2 separate regions of the Homo sapiens genome follow, and region 1 is linked to region 2. The links are chromatin contacts, found by Hi-C in ENCODE. All regions are on one chromosome and are shown on one strand. Each heading gives the region's core, a stretch centred on a gene start or an enhancer-like site at or near the end of the contact. The rest is flanking DNA. Distances are from core to core; before and after follow the strand shown.

Region 1 (6,363 bases), core at 969-3,468, 3.1 Mb after region 2:
GATTTCAAAGACTTAGCATAAAAGATGTAAAATATTTCATTAATATTTTTTCATATTGATTACATGTTGAAATGTTAAGTTTGGATCTACAGGGTTAAATAAAATATTTTATTAAAATTAATTGCACCTGTATGTTTTTATTAAATGTGGCTACTAGAAAATTTTAAATTACAAATGTGGCTCATAATATATCTTTTGGACAGTGCTGTTCTAGAACACTTCCACAAGCACTTTAACAGGACACATTTGGATACTTTCCTTTTAAGTCTGGCTGGTCATGTAACAATAGGGCAAGGAGTAACATGTCCTCACATCAATTGGGTCTGAGTAAAGTGTGTAGCAAGCTCTACCCACAATTTCACCATGTGAGGCAACACTGTAATACCTCAATATGGAAAGAAAAGGAAACAAATTAGCACTCAAATTGAAATTGAGTACTGCAGACAACTTAAAAGAGATAGGGCCAACTGCTTTAAGGTCTTGGTTTCATTTCCCAACTGTGGACCTTAAAATAGACAATAAAGCACCGCTTCCAAAAAAAAAAAAAAAAAAAAAAAGAGGTAAGATATTTCAATGTTAGCTCTAGCGATCCTTATTAAGCAAAAATTTGCTCTTAAATCTTATCTCCTCAACTTCTAAAGCCGCAGAATACACGCTGTGTTAGGAAATCAACTTCAGATTGCCAGCATTTCCTTCACAAGCAAATTAGCAGGATTGTGCACTTGGAGTACTGTTTGACAAGAATGAAAAGGAAACTATTCAAAATAGATTTAAGGAATGGACAATTAGATGAGGAACTGCAGATTTAATTCTCAATCAGCACTGTGATTAATCTGATTCCCTGCTTTTCCCCAGCGTAATTATACAACACAGATGAAAGGATGAGCATTTGGACTGTCAGTTCTATATTCTAGACCAGCCCGGTGACTCAAAGCAGACGGCTCTACCACGCTAACCACCATCCCAACAACAGTCGAGGGGAGTCTCGAGCACTGATTGAACAGTCATTGCATAACAAGGCATTAAAAATTCGAATGCCCCCAACTCTTTCCACGTTCGTGTACACCAGGAGGGAATTTGCTGAAACTGAAAGCACCCCGTCTTAAATGACCCCCTCCAATCCGAGCATGGGGTGTACACAAAGGCATCTGTCTAATATCCCGCACAATAGACACACACCCCACAATTAAAACCCTGGACTCTCTCACCACACAAGCAAAGGAAATGCAAGCTGCTCTGTTTCAAAAATGGTCTATGGTACATGCAAGGTAACAATAACCCCAACTGAAGCAACTATAAAATCGGCTGTGCCACGTCCCTGTGCAACCGTCAGATAAAATGCAGGCAGCCGGCCCCACGCCTTACGGGGTGGCCAACCTCGGCTCGGTGGCCTCAATGGACCGCTGAGAACCCCCAGGCCCCCGCCTGGCAGGAGCTCCAGGTACACGTCTATAAATACTCCAGGATGAGAAGGACGAGAGGGGAAGAGGGGAAGGAGGGAGGGCAGGGGGCAGGCCCCGAGCGGGTGCGGGAAGACCGGGGCATCACTGAAATGCATTTTTCCACACTCCCGCTCCCTCGCGTGGAGACTCACTTTCCGATCACCTCGCACAGCTCGTACACATCCTCGAACAGCACGTCGTCGTCGGCCATGGTCCGGAGGGGATAGCGGCCGCAGCGTGGAGGGCTTCGAAAACGGGGGTGGGGGCGCCCAAGAGCTCAGTGCCCAGCCCCGGGATCGCCTCCTCCCCTCAGGACCCGCGAGCCCTCGGTGCCGAGGACGCTCGAGTGGGGCCGCGAGGCCCAGAGACTGCGGCGCCTTCCTCTGCAGGCGACCGCCCCGGCGCGGGCGGCGGGGCCGGGGCGCGGGAGCGAGGGCGGCCCGGGCCCGGCGCCGCCCGCCCGCCCGCTGCTTCTCGCGCTGCTCGGGCCGCGCTGCCCGGCGTGCGGATCCTCGGGGACCGCGCGGCGTCGCGCTCTCCGCTCGTCAGCCCGCGCGGGCCGCGAGGCCGCGACCGCTCCCTCTGTCCGAGGCCGGCTCCGTCGCGTCGCGGAGCAGCTCGGGCTACAGAGGGGGCCGCGGCAGGACCATGGAGCGAGGATCGCCGCGGAGGGAGGTGGCGGCGGCGGCGGATCGGCGCTGGGGACCAGGAGGCGGCGGCAGAGACGCTCCCTCCTCTTTCTCCTCCTCCCGCAGCCGCCACCGCCCGCCCGGGAGTGGGAGGGGGCTTCGCGGGACCGGCGCTCTGTGCGGGCGGGAGCCGCGGCCGCCGCCTTCTGCTCCGCCCCTACGCCTCAGCAGCCGACCGGCTCGCCAGCCCCGCTCACCCGCCTCGCGCAGACACGCCCTCCTCCCCCGTCGGCGGCGCGGCTTCCAGAACCACAGGCTCCGCCCACTCCAACCGGTCGGGAGGCGGTGGCCCAGGGAAAGGGGAGCGGGCCGAGCGGCGCATGCGCGGGGCGCCGGCCGCGTCACGGCGAACGGGCGGGCACCGGGATTCTAGAGGGCGCGGGGGGTTGAGTGGGGCGCGCCGGCTGCAGCTGCCGAGGCGGGGCTGGTTGGGGTCGTCGCCTCCGCGCCTAGCCGCGACCAAGCCGCGAAAGGGGCTGGAGACAAAAGGTCCACGGCTGCACGCTCGTTGTCCGGCAAGAGGCACGAAACTCTGGCCGCTCCCCTTTCCTTCTTTTGTAATCGCAGGGAGCCTTTCCCAGTTTTTTGCTGGGAAAAGAGGCAGGGAAAGGGTGCTAATGAATGAGAAAGCTAAAAGAGAGGTGGAGAGAGGTTGTCACTGAATCCGTGCTTGGCAGCGGATGCTTTTAGTGCTACCCTGTCATTCCTTAATGAAGATGAGGGCTGGGGGTAAGGGGAGGTCGTCCAAGAAAAGGACTAAACAAAAACTGCCTAGGAAGGTGTGCGACAGCAAACGGTCATCTATAGAGACAGCTTCTCCCACGTTCTGCCCCAAACTCAACAAATATCTATCCAGCGCCTACCCTCACTAGAGACCAACCTAGAGAGAAGCTAGGAAGGCAGGGACAAACCGTGACTTTAAGCTCATTTGTATATTGTCCTCAAACTCCCAGGACCTACTCTGCTCTCTATACTCCCTATAAATGTTAGACTTGTCAGGAACAGAATGCAACTAGAGGGAGTGCAGGCACAGGAGCAGCCAGGGAGTGAGGTTCTGGGTGTTGCCGCTGTGCTAGGTTGCATTCAATATGAAGATTTCTGTTCAACTGAGCATGTGCGGAATGAGCCAGCGCCATCAGACAGGTATATGCCTCAGTTGAAGACCAATAGTGTCTTTGTTCCTCCGCACAGCAAAAGTGCCCAATTAGTTCATAAGTCAGTTTCCAGAAATCGTCTGGTAAATTTCTCAGTGCAGTATTTTTTTTAAAAAAAGTATTTATTAATACCAAAGTGGAGGGGGTGATGTGGAGACTCACAGCCTATTTTCTCTTCAGAAACGTTTCGTGCAAACCCTTGACCACTCCCTCAAAAGGCTGAGAGATTTGCCTGCTAAGGATTTGGGTACTAAACCTTTTTTTTTTTTTTAAATGCAGATCAGAGGACAAGTGTAATTGCACACGGTTTTCCTCCTTTCTCAAAGAGCTTGTGCATTCTCTAGAGACGGGGGCTTCAGAACTTGAGAAACATTGCCTCCTTTAAGGGTCCAAGAGTTACTCACCACAAGTTGGCATGTCCAGCTCATGTCTAATGAATAAGGCGTCACTCCATTCTGCCCTGAAGTGCACAGGGACCCTCTCAAGTCACCTTGTCAGCTTCACTTCTTTTCCCCAGCCCAAGACTGAGCTATACCAAGCCTTGTCGACTTCATTTTGGGGTTTGTTGTCTTCTACAGGGACCTATGCTCAGAGGTAGAAAAGGACAATCATAAAGTAAAACAGAAAAGAAAGTGCAGGTGAAAAAAAGAGAGACAGACGATTGCAAAAATAAGTAAGTGCTCTGCTCATAGGATCACAGTTGGTTTGGATCTGGAAAGAGACTCCCTCACTTACAGATGGAAGAATGTGGTGGTTGCTCTCCCAAAAGCCATCCCACCCCTCTCCCCCACCATGGGGTAGCAGCTCTGGACTTGAGGTGAGATTGTAACCATCTTTACTGGAGAGGTGGGCTCTGATTAATTAAACTAACACATGCAGCCCCCTTGCCACAGCGATAAGCCTAATTTAATCAGCTCTTGGCACTCCCTGGTCACAAGCTTTGAGTGGTTTGAGGTCTGCCAATCAGCACAAAGCTGAGGACTTTTTCTCCTGATCTGTACTTAGATCTCCCAGTTCCCAGTGTAATATTTAGTCATATAGAAATTCTCTGCAATACACATCCCTCAGAAGTTGTACCATGTATGATGGTTAGAAGTAGATCCTCTCTGCTTCGGGGACTAAAATAAGCAAACCTTTTAAATTAATTTTTCTCTGGGTGTCTTCCAAAAATCCAATACTGTTCCAACAAATAAGCCCATGTATTAGTGAGTCAGGTGTCAATAATTTGGTTCTGTTTTCGTTTCCACAAAGAAAATGTTAAAGTAAGTGCATCTATTAGATTGTGTTCAGATGTTAGCAACTGAATATTCAACTAACAGTGGTTTAAACAAATGCAAGGGGGCGGGGTGCTCTTTTCCATGTAGCAAGGAGATGTGTGGTTATTAACATTGATCAGCTATTCAAGTGCGTCATCAGTGACCTAGGTTTATTCGTTCCACTCTGCCATTCTTGTAATGTTAGCATCTCATCCTCAGGCTTGTTGCCTCATCATTATGAGATGGCTGCTGCAATTTCAGACATTAAAGGGAGGAAGCAGGAGGGCAGTAAGGACAGGAGAGGCCTTTCTGCTCCGTCTCTCATCTATTAGGGAAAGAAAATATCTTTTTCTCATCTCACGGGCCAGGACAGAGTCACAGGCAGCAACACTTACCTGCAAGGGAAGCTGGGGACACGGATATTTGTCTTCTCCTGCCTCCTCTTGGGAGGTAGACAAGGGAGAAGTAGGGGGAAAATGGGCTTTGGTAGCAGGCTGGAGTGCAGTGGCACGATCTTGGCTCACTGTAACCTCCACCTCCTGGGTTCAAGCGATTCTTCCACCTCAGCCTCCCAAGTAGCTGGGATTACAGGCACCTGACACCATGCCCAGCTAATTTTTGTATTTTTAGTATAGGCGGGGTTTCACCATGTTGGCCAGGCTGGTCTTGAACTCCTGACCTCAAGTGATCCGCCCTTCTCGGCCTCCCAAACTGCTGGGATTACAGGCTTGAGCCACTGTACCCGGCCGATTTCTAATGCTAGGAAAATTACCAATAAAACAGTTCTACGTCTTCATCATAATGTAGCTATACCTCTAGTATATAATTGATAGGCCTTAAAAAATTCAGAAACATCTAAAACCCCACAAGGATGGAGTTGGTGCTAAACAAATTTGATTCTCAGATGTCAGTGCAAATTTTCAGTGACTTCGAGGTCTTGGACTTTCCTCACAACTGCACTAGACATTCTCAGGTTGTCGGGCTCCCACATCATTTCAGCATGACACAGACATACAAGGGAAAAACACACTCCAGAGAAATATTAGCATGAGGGCCACACACAGAGGTCAGTGTGGCACGGGGCTAATTTAGGCAATTTAGAGTTCAGCCTCACTCCATAGTATGATTGTTTAAGGATATAAATTATTACTGAATTAATGAATAAAATTAAGAATGACACTGTTCTCAACTGGAATAGTTATTGCCTCACGGTATAAACAGGATGTTCTAAGCTAAAATGAAAGACACCCTTCCTCTCTCCAGAAAAAGCTACATATATTAGACTTATACTCTGATATCATTTTGCAAGTTATTTATTTTATATTTATTCAATGAATGTCTGTGTTAGCCATGGGGGCTATAGCTGCAAATGGTTCCCGCCCTCTCTGAACTTCATTCTAAAAGAAAACAAGTTGTCGGCAAGTAATTACATTGAAGAGTGATGTTTGTTAGGATTTAGGAAGTATGGGGAACACATATTGAGAGGACTTATGGGTTGGGGAAGGCCCAGTTGAAAAAATGTTTAGAACAAGACTATAGAAATTATAGAAATTAATCAGGTGAAGGGAGTAGGGGCCAGTTGATTATCGGTAGAGAAAACAACATTTCTGAAGTCTTGGAGGTGAGCAAGCATATGCTCTTTTAGAAGAAGAATATGCTGTTTTGGAGAAGTAGGTCACGGCTAGATCATAGCCTATAGGAAGAAAGAGGCCAGAGGGAGTTAGAGAAATAGGCAGGGGCCAGACACTGAAAGGCATCAATTACCATTTTAAAGAGTTCACTCACTGAAAGATTACAGATTTCAGTGGTACTAGAGTCTTAT
Region 2 (5,806 bases), core at 337-2,836:
GAGAAGGAAGGTGAAATTATTTTAATGCTTCAAAGTTATATAATGCTTCCTGCCTCCCTGTATTTTTCTTTCCATTGATCTTCCTTCAAAACCCTGATAGGTCTATCCCAGTTTTGCAAGTAAGAAAACATGGGCTGTGATGTAGAGCTAATACGTTTTGGGGTAGTGGGTCCTCAGACTTAGGTCTGTCTCCAAGGGTCACTGACTTTGTTTTGTTTTGTTTGTTTTTTGTCAACAGATTAGTCCTTGTGGCACCAAGTCAGAATTTCATTCAAAAGACAATTAGGAAGATGGTTTTCTATGGAAAATATTTAAGTGTAGGTCTTAATGTGAAAGAAAGAGGGAGAGAAAGAAACCCCTTTATTATGTTCTCCCTTCCTTAGGCATTTTTTGTCCCGTGGGAAAAAACTGTACTAGGGACAGAGACCTCTGTTAAGTTTTAGAGAAAAGGGATCTTTTTTTTTTTTATTTGAGACAGAGTCTTGCTCTGTCGCCCAGGCTGGAGTGCAGTGGCACGATCTCGGCTCACTGCAACTCCGCCTCCTGGGTTCAAGCAATTCTCCTGCTTCATCCTCCCGAGTAGCTGGGATTACAGGCGCTGGCCACCACGCCCGGCTAATTTTTGTATTTTTAGTAGAGACCGGGTTTCACCATGTTGGCCAGGCTAGTCTGGAACCCCTGACTTTGTGATCCGCCCGCCTCGGCCTCCCAAAGTGCTGGGATTACAGGCGTGAGCCACCGTTTCAGGCCGAGAAAAGGGATTTAAAATGAGAAGCTTGAATCTTATTGAACATAATTGTAGGACTGCCAGAGAGGACTGGTGGATGAGGAATATGGCAAGGGACATGAGATGGGAAAAATTAAATAGGCTGTGGTTTGGAAGTCTCAAAGTGAAATTCAAGGTGCAAGGCTCTTAAAAGTTAAATCCAGCGATTCGGTACATAGCTTAGGCCCTATTAAATGACCCAGTGCTTTAAGAACTATCTTTTGAAAGGAACACTTCACACAAGCACCCTCAAAAATAATTAGACACCTCCCCATTTCTCTGTTAAATGGTGAAAGACACCCAAGACTAGACCTAACTACTGTCACCCTCTCCTGGCCTCTTGGCAGCCAAAAGGCCACATGGCCCAGGCTCTCCAGCATCACTGTGTAGCCGACTTGGACAAAAATGGACTTCTCCCCATTGCCACTTGCAGATCTCTTCAAAGAATCAGCAGATCTGATAGTGTGCCCCTCTTCATCCCCGGCAACCACTGTTAAAGGAAAGATTGGGAAAGATCCCACCCCGCCAGGAGGGAGGCAAAAGCCTCTGACGCTCCCCTCCCCCCATAGCTGACCAAGGCCAGGGCCACTGCGGGAGCACCGCGCGTCCACGTGCACCCAGCATGCCCGGTCACCCTTTATTACGTAAGAGTCCCAGGATGGAGTTGTACCTGCTGCCGGCCCCTCTTCCCCGACGGCTAATAATAAACCCGGGTTCCTGTTTCCCGGCCGCGGCCACTCCAGATTCGGGGCTGAGGGGCTCACTCTGCAACCAAGGCACGTGCATTCTGGTCATCCCACGCGGGGAGCGCGCGCAAGGCCCGCCCAGCCCCCACATGCCAGCCCCACCCTCCAGTCGGTCCGGACGCCGACGCCTTTTTGACCCTCGCTGTGCCCGGCCCTCCTCATCTGGCCTGCCCAGGGCTTGGTGCTGGCGGGGTCCAGCTGCTCCAATCCCTCCTCCTCTGCTCTGCCCTGCCCTGCCCTGGCCTGCCCCGGCGCCCTCCCTCAGCCCGGGTATCAGGCGAGAGGCGGAGCTGGCCCGGCGCGCCCCGCCCCCGCTGTAGAAAGGGCCGGGCGAGTGTTACTCGCGGTCATCCCGGCCTGGGCCTTTTATCTCGGTGCTGCCGGGGGAGGCGGGAGGAGGAGACACCAGGGGTGGCCCTGAGCGCCGGCGACACCTTTCCTGGACTATAAATTGAGCACCTGGGATGGGTAGGGGGCCAACGCAGTCACCGCCGTCCGCAGTCACAGTCCAGCCACTGACCGCAGCAGCGCCCTTGCGTAGCAGCCGCTTGCAGCGAGAACACTGAATTGCCAACGAGCAGGAGAGTCTCAAGGCGCAAGAGGAGGTGGGTGCCCACGCCCCATCGCTGCCCCGGCCAGCTTGGTTGCTTGAGCTCAGGCTTTTCGGAGGGAGAAGTTGTGGTGGTGGGGGGACACCCTTCTCCCCGCGGCCGTAGGTGGGCGAGGAGGTGGGACTGCCCAGCCGCGGGGAGCCACCCAGGCGCCGTCCCGGACGAGCTGTAGCCAGAGAAGGGGGTGCGCGCGGGCAAGGGCGCCAGGCCCCCTAGCAGGGTGAATAATCTAATCTGTTCTTTCGTCTCCGTGTATCAAACAGGCCAGGGCTCGACCCACAGAGCACCCTCAGCCATCGCGAGTTTCCGGGCGCCAAAGCCAGGAGAAGCCGCCCATCCCGCAGGGCCGGTCTGCCAGCGAGACGAGAGTTGGCGAGGGCGGAGGAGTGCCGGGAATCCCGCCACACCGGCTATAGCCAGGCCCCCAGCGCGGGCCTTGGAGAGCGCGTGAAGGCGGGCATCCCCTTGACCCGGCCGACCATCCCCGTGCCCCTGCGTCCCTGCGCTCCAACGTCCGCGCGGCCACCATGATGCAAATCTGCGACACCTACAACCAGAAGCACTCGCTCTTTAACGCCATGAATCGCTTCATTGGCGCCGTGAACAACATGGACCAGACGGTGATGGTGCCCAGCTTGCTGCGCGACGTGCCCCTGGCTGACCCCGGGTTAGACAACGATGTTGGCGTGGAGGTAGGCGGCAGTGGCGGCTGCCTGGAGGAGCGCACGCCCCCAGTCCCCGACTCGGGAAGCGCCAATGGCAGCTTTTTCGCGCCCTCTCGGGACATGTACAGCCACTACGTGCTTCTCAAGTCCATCCGCAACGACATCGAGTGGGGGGTCCTGCACCAGCCGCCTCCACCGGCTGGGAGCGAGGAGGGCAGTGCCTGGAAGTCCAAGGACATCCTGGTGGACCTGGGCCACTTGGAGGGTGCGGACGCCGGCGAAGAAGACCTGGAACAGCAGTTCCACTACCACCTGCGCGGGCTGCACACTGTGCTCTCGAAACTCACGCGCAAAGCCAACATCCTCACTAACAGATACAAGCAGGAGATCGGCTTCGGCAATTGGGGCCACTGAGGCGTGGCGCCCGTGGCTGCCCAGCACCTTCTTCGACCCATCTCACCCTCTCTCATTCCTCAAAGCTTTTTTTTTTTTTCCTGGCTGGGGGGCGGGAAGGGCAGACTGCAAACTGGGGGGCTGCGTACGTGCAGGAGGCGCGGTGGGGCTGCGTGGAGGAGGGGGCCACGTGTGAGAGAGAAGAAAATGGTGGCCGGAGATGGGAGGGCCCAAGGAACCTCCTGGGAGGGGGCCTGCATTCTATGTTGGTGGGAATGGGACTGGGCTGACGCCCTGCATTCAGCCTGTGCCTTTCCTGGGGTTTCTTTTCTGTTCTTTTCGGAGGAGAGGGCCCGAGAAGGGGCCATACCAGGGCGCGGCGCTGGGTTGCCACACTTGGGAAAGCAGCCCGGAGCTGGGTGCTGGGGAAGGCGGGGCGCGTAGCCTCCCGCCGCCCTGCGGTTGGGCCGGTGGAGGCCCAGGCGTTGCTAGGATTGCATCAGTTTTCCTGTTTGCACTATTTCTTTTTGTAACATTGGCCCTGTGTGAAGTATTTCGAATCTCCTCCTTGCTCTGAAACTTCAGCGATTCCATTGTGATAAGCGCACAAACAGCACTGTCTGTCGGTAATCGGTACTACTTTATTAATGATTTTCTGTTACACTGTATAGTAGTCCTATGGCACCCCCACCCCATCCCTTTCGTGCCACTCCCGTCCCCACCCCCACCCCAGTGTGTATAAGCTGGCATTTCGCCAGCTTGTACGTAGCTTGCCACTCAGTGAAAATAATAACATTATTATGAGAAAGTGGACTTAACCGAAATGGAACCAACTGACATTCTATCGTGTTGTACATAGAATGATGAAGGGTTCCACTGTTGTTGTATGTCTTAAATTTATTTAAAACTTTTTTTAATCCAGATGTAGACTATATTCTAAAAAATAAAAAAGCAAATGTGTCAACTAAATTGGACAAGCGTCTGGTCCTCATTAATCTGCCAATGAATGGTTTCGTCATTAAATAAAAATCAATTTAATTGATTTACTAGCAAAAGTAAATTTTGTGTTCTCTCTGGTATTTCATGGTGGTGGATATTCATCTGTGCAAGTATTTAGCTTTGTTTGGGAACTAGGTACTGACAAAATTTACTTCCAAACTTTATTTCTAATTCAGTACCAAGATAAGACCATACATCTCAACAAAAAGTTCAGAAATATTTAAAATATTTGGGAAGGTACATATATTGTATCTTTCAACCAATTTGGCTAACTTATTGGAGTGCGTAATTAACATTTTGAATTTTTTAAGAAGCTCAAGCACAAGCTAAAGTGTTTTGAGGCATAAAAACAAGGCTGAAATTTCACTTGGTTACTGAGAAGTGAAAATTAGAAGGGAAGACCAGCTAATCCTAGTGCACACACCTTACAGGTTTTTATGTTTATCTGAGTAGACATTTAAATGCATTACAACATGATCGATGACTTCTTTCACTAGTTCCAAAAAGGGCTAAGCTTTGTTGAGCGGCGTCCAGTAATGCTTCCAGTTTTTCAGTGAGCCAGTCTGCAATTGTGGACAGCAGTTCTGATCAAGGCTGCTGTGGAGCCCTTGGGAATGCTTAGGTGCCATTATGATGCTCTGCTGGGATGGTGGGAAAGGTAAAAGAATGTGCTCTGCATATTCTTTATTTCATTATTTGTTTTGGGGTATAAATGTCAGATCAACTTGTTGAAGTCATGAGGCATTCTCTAAGCTCGTAGGGCTTGAATTTAAAATACATATAAGTTAGCGGTCTTAAAAAACAAGCAAAATGTTTTGTGGTGCTGGCGGGCAGGGGCAGTTCAAGTCTATCAGCTTTTAGCAGCAGTGAAAAAAAATGTGGAAGTGTCAAGATGGGTGCTTGCCAGTTGCCAGAGAAAGTTAATCTTTAATTTGTATAAAGATAAGCTAGGCAGCACCAAAAGTAAGGCATACAGCCTCTTGTCTCGTGTCCCCTTTAAAATATCAAAGTGCAAGCAAAAAATAAAGGAAACTGAAAAAAAGAAAAAAGCTGCATGGTAGAAACACAAAGACTTTCAAAGACTTTGGAGCCAGAAACTGTGCAAATCCTCTTGCTACTAATTGTGTGCATTTAACTTCATGCCTGTTGCCACATTAGTAATCAGGCATAAAAATAACTACACTGCTTCATGGAGTTGCAGTGAGAATTAAATGAGATTATATATAAAGTGTTTGAGGCTTAAAATTTTCTTTAGGCACTGCTGAAATGCTTTACAAGTTTCTCTCTTTTTTGATGTTTACAGTGATTACATTTATCTAAGCAACTTTCATACATGTTCAGTTTTAACATATTGACTACTCTGACAAATATGCTTAAAAAAAGCAATAACATTATAGAGTTAATGCAGAGTCCTAAGGATAGTCTAGTAGCCACTAAGTTTTTTCTTAAGTCTTCACTTTAGATGCTGTTATTTCTAGCACAAGCAAGCAGAGTCTTTCATATGCTTACACCCTGGAGTCTTTGGTTGCTACCATTATCAGCTGGCTTGCAAACCAGAAGCCAACCATTTTAGGAATGCTTTAAGTGAACAACATGCAAACCCCAGGGATGGAAAAAACCCTAAGA

The links. A loop is a pair of places that touch in the nucleus more often than their neighbours do. Pooled maps may share reads with other maps.
Region 1: a loop to region 2 is called in a map of naive thymus-derived CD4-positive, alpha-beta T cell, with 8 times the contacts of the local background. The contact joins the promoter of CASK here to the promoter of MID1IP1-AS1 in region 2. A Hi-C loop is called at or near these places in 2 of 168 maps with a recorded cell type or tissue (CD8-positive, alpha-beta T cell and naive thymus-derived CD4-positive, alpha-beta T cell) and 8 of 50 pooled maps.

Annotation. Positions count from the first base shown.
Region 1 is chrX:41,921,336-41,927,698 of GRCh38, forward strand. It overlaps CASK (calcium/calmodulin dependent serine protein kinase), which reads right to left and starts at 2,219. Exons shown (of 27, transcript NM_001367721.1): 1 at 1,595-2,219. The coding sequence starts at 1,653. RefSeq lists silencers at 1,674-1,723, 1,994-2,573.
Region 2 is chrX:38,802,297-38,808,102 of GRCh38, forward strand. MID1IP1-AS1 (MID1IP1 antisense RNA 1) reads right to left here and starts at 1,587. Exons shown (of 2, transcript NR_046706.1): 1 at 1,437-1,587. MID1IP1 (MID1 interacting protein 1) reads left to right here. Exons shown (of 3, transcript NM_021242.6): 2 at 239-2,117; 3 at 2,387-4,236. The coding sequence starts at 2,651. The coding sequence ends at 3,202. RefSeq lists enhancers at 214-1,055, 1,056-1,897 and a silencer at 1,700-1,919.